2 separate regions of the Homo sapiens genome follow, and region 2 is linked to region 1. A link is an interaction called in ENCODE POLR2A ChIA-PET data of the cell type or tissue named here. Cell type or tissue: Panc1. All regions are shown on one strand. Each heading gives the region's core, and the rest is flanking DNA. Links, peaks and the distances in the headings are about the cores only. Region 1 overlaps ABCG1 (ATP binding cassette subfamily G member 1). Region 2 overlaps C2CD2 (C2 calcium dependent domain containing 2).

Region 1 (5,379 bases), core at 322-5,321:
GGCCACTGTCTCCAGGGACCCCTCTCTGAGTGTGGCTCTCCACCCATCATATGGCCCTTGGCAAGTGCAGCCTCTCAATGTCACTCTCTCCCCTGGACTACTGCTGTAGACCACAGCCTGCTCCAGGTGATGGGGCTGATGGAAGGAGCTCCACTGTTCCCACTGCTGGCCTGACACCCGGGAGAGAACTTTGCGCCCTGGGCAGGGCTGCTCACCTGTATCCAGCCAGGATGTTCATCAGCGTGGACTTCCCGGCCCCGGAAGGACCCATAATGGCCACCAACTCACCACTATTGAACTTCCCGGAAATTCCTTTCAGGAGGGTCTTGTATCCTGCAAAAAAGCAGATCATATTCATATTCATTTCATTTTATCTCTAATGCAGTAAATATGCAAATGTTCAAGTACACATGACCAAGGCCAAAGGCAACCTTTGACATGCATCATAGAAAAGGCTGCATTCCAGGGAAGAACATGAACTTCATGTCTTTCGAATTCCCTGGTCTACGTCTTCAATTGCATTTCACAGGTTATAATAATGATAATAATTACCAGCACGTGTGTAATGCTTTAGAGCTCACAAAGCACTTTCCCACTCATTGTCTAGTCTATGGGGAATCCACCATTCCCGTCTCAGAGTGAGGAAGCGATGTCCGGTGGGCCCAGGTGACCTGCCCAAGCCCTCGGCCAGTATGGGCAGAACCCAGCTCTGAGCTGCAGCACTACCAGCTTGCTCCTGCCCCGAGATGCCATGCATGTGTCTGTTTTAATTAATAATTCACTTACTGCATCTACAAATTATTTATTTATGCTTTATATATTTACATAAGTATAAATTATGTATATATGATTTATTTATAAATAATCAACATATGATTAAATAATCAATATATTATTAATCCCTTAATTAATAATTAAGAAAGTTTGTCATTTTGGAGCCACACCAAACTGCTTTGGAATTTCTGCCAAGTCTCCATCTGAGAGCTTTATAAAAGGGGAAAAGCTGCACATCCCAAGCAAAGCCACATTAATTTTTTTTCAAATAGACTGTTTAAAAGTGCTGTAAATAATAAAACAGAAGCAACTGGATGCATAGATAATGTCTCCCAATCCAGGGGCACTTTTTTTTTTTTTTTTTTTTTTGAGACTGAGTCTTGCTCTGTCGCCCATGCTAGAGTGCAGTGGCACAATCTTGGCTCACTGCAAGTTCCGCCTCCCGGGTTCACACCATTCTCCTGCCTCAGCCTCCCGAGTAGCTAGTACTAGAGGCGCCTGCCACCATGCCTGGCTAATTTTTTGTATTTTTAGTAGAGACAGGGTTTCACCGTGTTAGCCAGGATGGTCTCAATCTCCTTGTGATCCGCCCGCCTCGGCCTCCCAAAGTGCTGGGATTACAGGCGTGAGCCACCGCGCCCGGCCCAGGGGCACTTCTCAGTGTAGTATCAGATCAGAATCCACTGTTAAATGATCAAGAATCACGTGAATGCCATTTTAGCTTCCACACGTTTCAGGGGACCTAATGAGACAGGGACCTGTGGGGTCCTTGGCCCAGTCCCGTGTTTTAGACTTTCTCCCGGTCCCCAGCTGGGCACCCAAGCCTTTATGTTTCCAAGAGTCTGGCCCAGGGGAGTTTGCTCCCAGCTGTCTTCCTGTCTTTCATAGATAGGACACCGGAAAATGCCAACCTGCCACCAGGTGCCGCCTTAATTTGGATGTGGAGTCCCTGAGGCCTTGTTTAGGGGAGTCAGAGAGCTGCGGAAGCCAGTCAGGAAGCTTGGGACTGCCACTCATTACAGACAGGGCGGTTGTCGCCCCAGGGAGGGTGAGGAGAGTCATCCCAGCGGGGGTAGGGGCACAGGAAGAAAGGGCTGGGGCTGGAGAGCAGCTCAGAGCTGCGGGTGAACCAGCTCGTACAATAGGACTGTGGATGACAATGCTTACAAACACACAGCACTTGAGGCCTACACAGATTAGCGGGGCTGGAGGAGGACCGGGAACCCCAAGAATAGCCCTTCTGCTGAGCCATGGGTGCCCCTCAGTGGACAGGCAGACAGAGGAGCTGGGGACCACATAGACACTTCCTCCACAGGAGCAAGCTCTCTGCACCATGGAGTACTGCGGCACTTCGGGCACCCAGGCCCCCGGGGACCCACGCGATATCCCCAAGAAAGCACTAAGTGCTGGGTACCTGCTTTACCATCTCTTGTCTATTCAGGGTGGAAGTGGGGCTACTCCCCAGCAAACCTCCCTTAGGCTGTGTCCTCTCAAACTTATGAGCTGCCTGAAGACGCCTGGTCACTGAGCTCACCAGCAGCCATCATCTGACTATGGCCACGACCCACCTGAGGGTTCATGCCTCGGGCTCTGAGAAGCCTCTCTCCCTCCGTCCAGGGCAGGCAGGGCCCACCTCTCTTTCTGGGCACAGCCTCTGAGCTCTCACCTTTGACAGTGCCTGGGGCTGACCCTCAGTGCTGGGGCTCACTGGGGCACCCGATGATCACCCTGGCTGGAGGAAGCACATACAGGCTGCAATGACCCCCAGGACCCCAGGAACAGGACATGGCATGGAGGCTGGGAGCATTCGGCCCTCTCATGGGAAGAGCAGGACAGGTGGTCTCAGGCTGGTCTTGCTATTGAGAACCAGCAAACTGGAATTTGCACCAAACAGAGAGTGCACACAACTGGGGCTGCAGAGGTCCACTCCACCTGGCCCTCATGGGGTCCAGCAGTGGACACAAAACCCAATTCAGGGCTGTACTTCTCTAATATTAGAAACTTATTTTTCTTTCTTTCTTTTTTTTAAAAAAAGACATGCATTTGGAATTGAAGAATCTTAAAAGTGGCTCTGGAAACAAAGTCCAGTAAACATTAGTCTGCCCTGCTGTGGGACAGCCCGGGTACAACAGTGACCTTGTGCACATCTAAAAGTGAGTCCTGGGCTGAGGGGCCCAGGAAACACCAGCCAGAGGCTTCCTGTGGTAGTCGGGTTTCCTGAGTATCCAGCGCGCGCGCGCACACACACACACACACACACACACACCCCTACCTCTATTTATGTAAGGAAATCACCCTCCCCGCAGAGTCCTCCACTTGGTTCCCATTACAGAAATATAAAGCGAAGATGCGACCATCCCACCCCGCCTGCCCTACTTTCCCACCCCTGAGCTCTGCTCAGCCCACTTCTTGGCATAATGGACATGCACCTGCCTCCCTGTCCTTGTGGGCTCTCGTTCACAGGGCACACTGTCTTCCACTGTTTTTCTGGCTGGGATAGTGAGTGCCCAGGATAACAAGTGCAGAGACTGCCAGAGCCAGGCCCAGTGAAGGCCCATCAGCCCCGTGCAGGATGCCCAGGTTCAGTATTTGAAACAGCCAGATGGTAGCCCAGACCAGAGCTTAGACACAACCCAGGCCAGACCAGAGCCGCAGACTAGAACAGCCAGACCAGAACTTAGACAGAACCCAGACCACACCCAGACAGAACCCAGACCACACCCAGACAGAACCCAGACCACACCCAGACAGAACCCAGACCAGACCCAGATCAGACCCAGACAGAACCCAGACCAGACCCAGACAGAACCCAGACCACACCCAGACAGAACCCAGACCAGACCCAGACAGAACCCAGACCACACCCAGGCAGAACCCAGACCACACCGAGACAGAACCCAGACCAGACCCAGATAGAACTCAGACCAGACCCAGACAGAACCCAGACCAGACCCAGACAGAACTCAGACCAGACCCAGACAGAACCCAGACCACACCCAGACAGAACCCAGACCACACCCAGACAGAACCCAGATCAGACCCAGAAAGAACCCAGACCACACCCAGACAGAACCCAGAGCAGACCCAGACAGAACCCAGACCAGACCCAGACAGAACTCAGACCACACCCAGACAGAACCCAGATCAGACCCAGACAGAACCCAGACCAGACCCAGACAGAACTCGGACCACACCCAGACAGAACCCAGATCAGACCCAGAAAGAACCTAGACCAGACCCAGATCAGACCCAGACAGAACCCAAACCAGACCCAGACAGAACCCAGACCACACCCAGACCAGGTCTAGAGAGAACCCAGATTAGACCTAGACAGAACCCAGACAGAACCCAAACCAGACCAGAGCCTCAGACCAGACACTAAACGGAACTCAGATAAAAACTGCAGACCAGAACCCGCGAGAGCGCTAGGCGGGCAGGGCCGGCCTCTGTGAGCCTGGGTGGGAGGAAGGCTCCACTCCCCATTTATCTTTAATCAGTGTCTGTTTCCCCCTTTCCCTGCACCAACCCTAAAGTCTTTATCAATTGCTGGGTTGTCTCTGAGCACTGCATGCTAAGAAGAAATGATGCAACTTAATCCTTTTTTAGGGGACATAAATTCATAGTCAATTAATCAAGGCAAAAAAAGCCATAAGTTCAACCAGACTCCTCTGGGAAATGGAAAGAAATGGGAGGTGAGGGCCATCGAGAACCAGAGGAGAGAATGGGGTCTGAGCAGGGCCCCAGGCACCAGACACCTGCTCAGGAATTAATTCCCTAAGTGACACCAGCAGGCTACGTATCTTCTTGGGGCCCTAATGTCAACATCTGTAAAAGAGAACCGGACAAGATGGTTTCTAGTGTAGTCTTAATTACCCTAGAAAGGAAGCAAATGCTCTATGAGCCTGTGAAAATCCTTGCTCCTTAACACAAAATATGGGAGCTTAGCAAGGGGCACAACTAGCAGTGCCCGGGGCTGTGGTCATCGCCAGAGGACAGAGATGGGAGGAGGATAGAAGAGTGCTCCAGATAGGGTGGTGACGGACTGCCCTTGGAGCCGCAGACCTACATGATCAGAGAGGAGCAAATCCCTTGGGATATTCCAAAGACAACCCACAGAGTCTATCTCTGCCCCTTTTATGGTTTGTTCCCTAAGATGATGCATACTTGGGAGAGACAGGAACAGAGCATGCTGGTCCTTCAGAGCTACTCACTATAAAAGGAGCAGTGGAAGCACCTTGATCCCAAACCCTCCTAATCAGACTCACCTTGGCTGAATTTCATATTGCAATTCTTTTATTTTATTTTATTTTATTTTATTTATTTATTTTGAGACAGAGTCTCGCTCTGTCACCCAGGCTGGAGTGCAGTGGCGCAATCTCGGCTCACTGCAAACTCTGCCTCTTGGGTTCAAGCGATTCTCCTGCCTCAGCCTCCTGAGTAGCTGGGATTACAGGTGCGCACCACCATGCCAGGCTAATTTTTTGTATTTTTAGTAGAGATGTGGTTTCACTGTGTTAGCCAGGATGGTCTCAATCTCCTGACCTCGTGATCCGCCCACGTGGGCCTCCCAAAGTGCTGGGATTACAGATGTGAGCCACCACACCC
Region 2 (5,379 bases), core at 300-5,299, 330 kb after region 1:
ATAATTAAAAATATGGAAGGGTATAGAGATTTCTTAAGGTTTCACTATTTCACATACAAGCTTTGTTTAATTTGTTTACCCTTCCTTTACCTGAGCTATGATTTGTCAATCCTTGCCAGGTGTCAATGACTTTATTTTGTTTTTAAAATTTATTTTTTTTAATTGATGAAAATTGTACATATTTATGGTATGCATCATGATGTTTATATATATATATATATACACGTGTGGAATGGCTAAATCTAACATACAGATGATGTCACATACTTACCATTTTGTGTGGTTAGAAATTTAAAATCTACTCTTTTAGCAATTTTCAGGTATATAATGTATTTTTATTAACTTTAGTCACCACGGTATGCAATAGGTCTCTTGAACGTGTTCCTTCTAAATGAAATTTGGTATCCTTTAACCAATACCTCCCCGACGTCCCCAACTCCCCAGCGTCTGGTAACCACCATTCTGCTCTTGGTTTCTTTGAGTTTAACTTTTTAAGATTCTACTTGTAAGTGAGATCACGTGGAATTTGTCTTTCTGTGCTTGATTTATTTCCCTTAACATAATGTTCTCCAGGTTTATCCATGTTGTTGCAAATGACAGGATTTTCTTCATTTTTAAGGCTAATATTCCATTGTGTATATCTGCCACATTTTCTTTATCCATTCTTCTGTTGATGGACACTTAGGTTGATCCCATCTCTTGGCTGTTTTGAATAATGCTCTGGGTATCTTTTCAACATACTGATTTTATTTCCTTTGGATCTATAATGGACCCTTGAACAGCATGAGGGTTAGGGGCACTGACCCCTTGTGCCATCAAAAATCCGTATATAACTTTTGACTCCACAGAAACTTAACTATTAATAGCCTGCTGTTGACCAGAAGTCTTACTGATAATGTAGTCAATTGGCATATATTTTGTATGTTATCTGTATTATATACTCTATTCTTACAATGAAGTAAGCCAGAGAAAAATGTTGTGAAGGTGGCTTATGCCTGTAATCCCAGCACTTTGGGAGGCTGAGGCAGGTGGATCACGAGGTCAGGAGTTCGAGACCAGCCTGGCCAACTTGGTGAAACCCTGTCTCTACTAAAAATACAGAAAAATTAGCCGAGCGTGGTGATGGGTGCCTGTAATCCCAGCTACTCAGGAGGCTGAGGCAGAGAATTGCTTGAACCTGGGAGGCGGAGGTTGCAGTGAGCCGAGATCAAGCCACTGCACTCTAGCCTGGGTAACAGAGTGAGATGCCGTCTCAAAAAAAGAAAAAAAAATGCTGGGTGCGGTGGCTCACGCCTATAATCCCAGCACTTTGAGAGGGTGAGGCAGGTGGATCACGAGGTCAAGAGTTCAAGACCAGCCCAGCTAACATGGTGAAACCCCCCATCTCTACTAAAAGTACAAAAATTAGCCAGGCATGGTGGTGTGTGCCTGTAATCCCAGCTACTTAGGAGGCTGAGGCAGGAGAATTGCTTGAACCCAGGAGGTGGATGTTGCAGTGAGCCGAGACCGCACCATTGCACTCCAGCCTGGCAACAGAGCAAGACTGCGTCTCAAAAAAAAAAAAAAAAAAAAAAGGAAAAGAAAATCATATGGAAGAAAAAAATCTATTTACCATTCATTAAGTGGAAGTGGATCATCATAAAGGTCTTCATCCTCATCGTCTTCACGTTGAGTAGGCTGAGGAGGAGGGAGAGGAGGGGTTGGTCATGCTGTAGCAGGGGTGGCAGAGGTGGGAAAAAATCTATGTATTAGTGGACCTGTGCAGTTGAAACCCACGTTGTTCAAGGGTTAACAGTATACCCAGTAGTGGGACTGCTGGATCATATGGTAGTTCTCTGTTTAATTTTTAAAGGAGCTTCCATATTGTTTTCTGTAATGGCCGGAATAATTTACATTGTCACCAACAGCATACAAGGGTTCCCTTTTCTCCACATCCTTACCAGCACTTGTTATTGCTCATATTTTTGCTAATAGCCATTCTCACAGGTTTGACGTGATATCTCCTTGTGGCTTTGATTTGCATTTCCCTAATGATTAGTGATGTTGAGCCCTTTTTCATAGACCTGTTGGCCATCTAAAGGAGAAACATCTATTCAGATCCTTTGCCCATTTTTTAATTGGGTTATTTGTTTTCCTGCTGTTGAGTTACTTGAGTTGTTTATTTATTTTGGATATTAACCGCTTATCAGATAAATGGCTTGTAAATATGGGATTCCATTCCGTAGGTTGTCTCTTCACTCCGTTGATGGTTCCTTGGATGTGCAGAGTTTTTAGTTTTGGTGCAGTCCCATTTGTCTGTTTTTGTTTTTGTTGCCTGTGTTTTGGGGATCATACCAAAAAAAAATCATTGCCCAATCCAGTGTCTTAAAGCTTTCCTTCTATGTTTTTTTTTCTAGTAGTTTTATAGTTTCTGGTCTCACATTTAAGTTTTTCATGCATTTTGAGTTGATTTTTATATATGTGTGAGATAAGGGTCTAATTTCATTCTTCTGCACGTGGATAGCCAGTTTTCCCAGCACCATTCAAGGTGTCAGGACTTTTTTTTTGAGACAGAGTCTTGCTCTGTTACCCAGGCTGGAGCGCGACCTTGGCTTACTGCAACCTCTGCCTCCCAGGTTCAAGTGATTCTCCTGCCTCAGCCTCCCGAGTAGCTGGGATTACAGGTGTGCACCACCACGCCCTGTGAATTTTTGTATTTTTAGTAGAGACGGGGTTTCACCATGTTGGCCAGGCTGATCCACTTGATCCACCCACCTCGGCCTCCCAAAGTGCTGGGATTACAGACATGATCTACCGCGCCCGGCCCTCAGTGTCAGAACTTTTCTGGCTGTGGGGGTCAGGCTTCAGCAAGCACAGACGGGCATGCTGCAGTTTGCAGATACTCCCACACTCTGGCAAGTTCAGACCTCAGGCTGCCATGGTTCCATTCTGTCTCAAACATAGGAATTCCGCTATTATCATAAAATCAATACGAGTTCATTGATGAAAACTTGAAAGACACAGAAGAATATTTAATAAAAACACACAGTAGTTGCATGAACTGGTGATTAGCTCTGTTCATGTGTTGGTGTGCATTGCCAGTCTTTTGCTTCTGCATTTATTTTTTGCTACAATTTACACTATATTCCATTTATATTCTTTCCCCCATGTTACTAAAATTCCCCTAAAATTCTAATGAATGAACACATAAGAGTCAAGGCTGGCCAGCGCGGTGGCTCATACCTGTAATCCCAGCACTTTGGAAGGCCAGGGCAGGTGGATCACGAGGTCAGGAGTTCGAGACCAGCCTGGCCAACATGGTGAAACCCCGTCTCTACTAAAAATACAAAAATTAGCCGAGCATGGTGGTGCACGCCTGTAATCCCAGCTACTTGGGAGGCTGAGGCAGGAGAATTGCTTGAACCTGGGAGGTGGAGGTTGCAGTGAGCCAAGATGGTGCCACTGCACTTCAGCCTGAGCGACAAAGCCAGACTCTACTCGGGAAAAACAGAAAAAACAAACAAACAGACAAACAAACAAGCAAAAAAAAAAAACGAGGCAAGGCTGTGAAGCAGCAGCCGTGTTGTCCTGGTTAGGAGCATGGTTCCTTGCTCCGTTCTTTCTCTTCCTCTGTGTGGCTCGGCTTCTCACCTGTAAAGGTAGAGGATACTGTCCACCCCCTAGACGGGCTATGAGGATGGAGTGAGTTACCACAGGTACAGCACATGGAGCAATGCCAAGCCTGTGCGGGGCTCAATATTTTCTCCTACCTCTGTTGTTATTTTTGCTCATGTGTTTATTTCCTCACTGTTCCTAGAAGTAGAAGAGTAGAGGTACTTGAGAAAGAGTACGTGCATTTTGAAGGATGTTGATACATATTGTCAGAAAAGCAACCTTAGGAAGTGGACTAGCACATGTTTCAGGATCTTGATACATAGTGTCAGAAAAGCAGCCTTAGGAAGTGGACTGTTTTTTATTTTTTGAGACAGGGTTTCACTCTGTCGCCTAGGCTGGAGTGTACTGGCACAGACACTGCTCACTGCAGCCTCCACCTCCTGGGCTCAACAGTCCTCCTGCCTCAGCCTCCCCGGTAGCTGGGACTACGGACATGCAGCATCATGCCCGGCTAGTTTTTTTATTTTTTCTGTAGAAATGGGGTCTCACTTTGTAGCCCAGGTTGGTCTTGAACTCCTGGGCTCAAGTAATCCATCGTCTTCTGCCTCCCAAAGTGCTGAGATTATAGGTGTGAGCCACCTCACCTGGTGAAAGTGGATGATTAAATTGTATTTGTTTTGATATAATTACAGAAATAGTTCATGGTCATTAAAAAGTTAAAAATAAAAATGTCCAAACTTTTTTTTTTTTAACCATCTATCTCCTGCTGCCGCCTGCTGGGATGAGGCTGCTGTTAACAGTGTTCTCGGAAGCTTTTTCCTGCCGGAGGAAAAGCACACACACACGGACTCTTGTTTTGTTTTGCAACAATTTTCCACGTAGCTCTTGACTTTTATGTTTTTGTGGCCAAATGAGGAAAGGAGCCCTTGCCACTGCCTTGTCGTGGCTGTGGCTCACACTGTCCTTTGAGGTGGGGTGAGCCCACCAGTTGAGTAGACGGGTTCCCTCCCCTCCCCTCCCCTTTCACGGGGCTGTGAGTGCGGGAGGAGGAGCCTGGTCGCTCTTGCCAGCCTGGATCCTATGCATACCCACAAGGAGGAAGTCCTGTTGGGATCTGCCCGGGCTCCTGGGAAGGGTCAGTTGGGAGTAGAACACCCTCGGGTGCTTGGATTGTGTACATGGCCTTTTCCATTCTTGGATGAGCATCTTGGCCAAACATGACACATTTTTAGGGCACTGTTTTTGCAAAGGCATCCAGCCAGCTTAATCTCTTGTAAAATGTCCAGGGTGAGACACTGCTTAATGTTCGTGCGTTAAATAAAAATGATAAGACAGCAAGGCCTCTTTTTGTTAACACTGTTCGGTGAGTTCAGCCCTAGAACTGCCGTGTAGGGCAGCGGGTTCACAGTGGTGTTCCTCTTCTCTGGTATCTAAGCCACACACCCCCATGGTCTCCAAATTTACACCTAATTCCGTGTCTGCACCGCCTCGTGTTCCCTCAGCTGGGCATAATTCTTGAGAAGGAAAAAAAAAAACTGTAACAGAACTTGAGGACCTGTGACAAATAAGAGGTAGAAAAGAAACAGGAACTTCTCATTCCAGGGCATCGCCCCTCCCTTTCAAAGCTCACACTTTGGTGTCAGGTTGCCTCTTCCTATCTTTCTAACTCAGCCTTGACAAGGGACATGTGGTTGGCATTTGAGCCAAGACAGGGACAAGGCCGCCGGAACCCAGCCTGTCTGTTATGTAATGCCATCTCTGATCGGAAGGATAAGGCCGAGGACT

What was found. Peaks named below come from ENCODE experiments on the same cell type or tissue, not always from the same donor. Only the 100,000 strongest peaks of a DNase experiment are listed, where the experiment ranks them.
Region 2: POLR2A ChIA-PET joins it to region 1 with 6 read pairs; 2 of 35 experiments call an interaction of 5 or more read pairs at or near these places.

The regions. Positions count from the first base shown.
Region 1 is chr21:42,266,024-42,271,402 of GRCh38, reverse strand. It overlaps ABCG1 (ATP binding cassette subfamily G member 1), which reads right to left. Exons shown (of 15, transcript NM_016818.3): 3 at 216-333. Among named protein-coding and RNA genes, the nearest start is that of TFF3, 47 kb to the left of the region's middle. In Panc1, for the core only: no CTCF peak of the experiment used is centred there; no DNase peak of the experiment used is centred there.
Region 2 is chr21:41,933,011-41,938,389 of GRCh38, reverse strand. The region is part of intron 2 of C2CD2 (C2 calcium dependent domain containing 2); the gene reads left to right. Among named protein-coding and RNA genes, the nearest start is that of SNORA91, 13 kb to the left of the region's middle. In Panc1, for the core only: a CTCF peak has its summit at 4,394 (motif pointing left); no DNase peak of the experiment used is centred there; H3K4me3 peaks cover 870 bases; H3K27ac peaks cover 991 bases.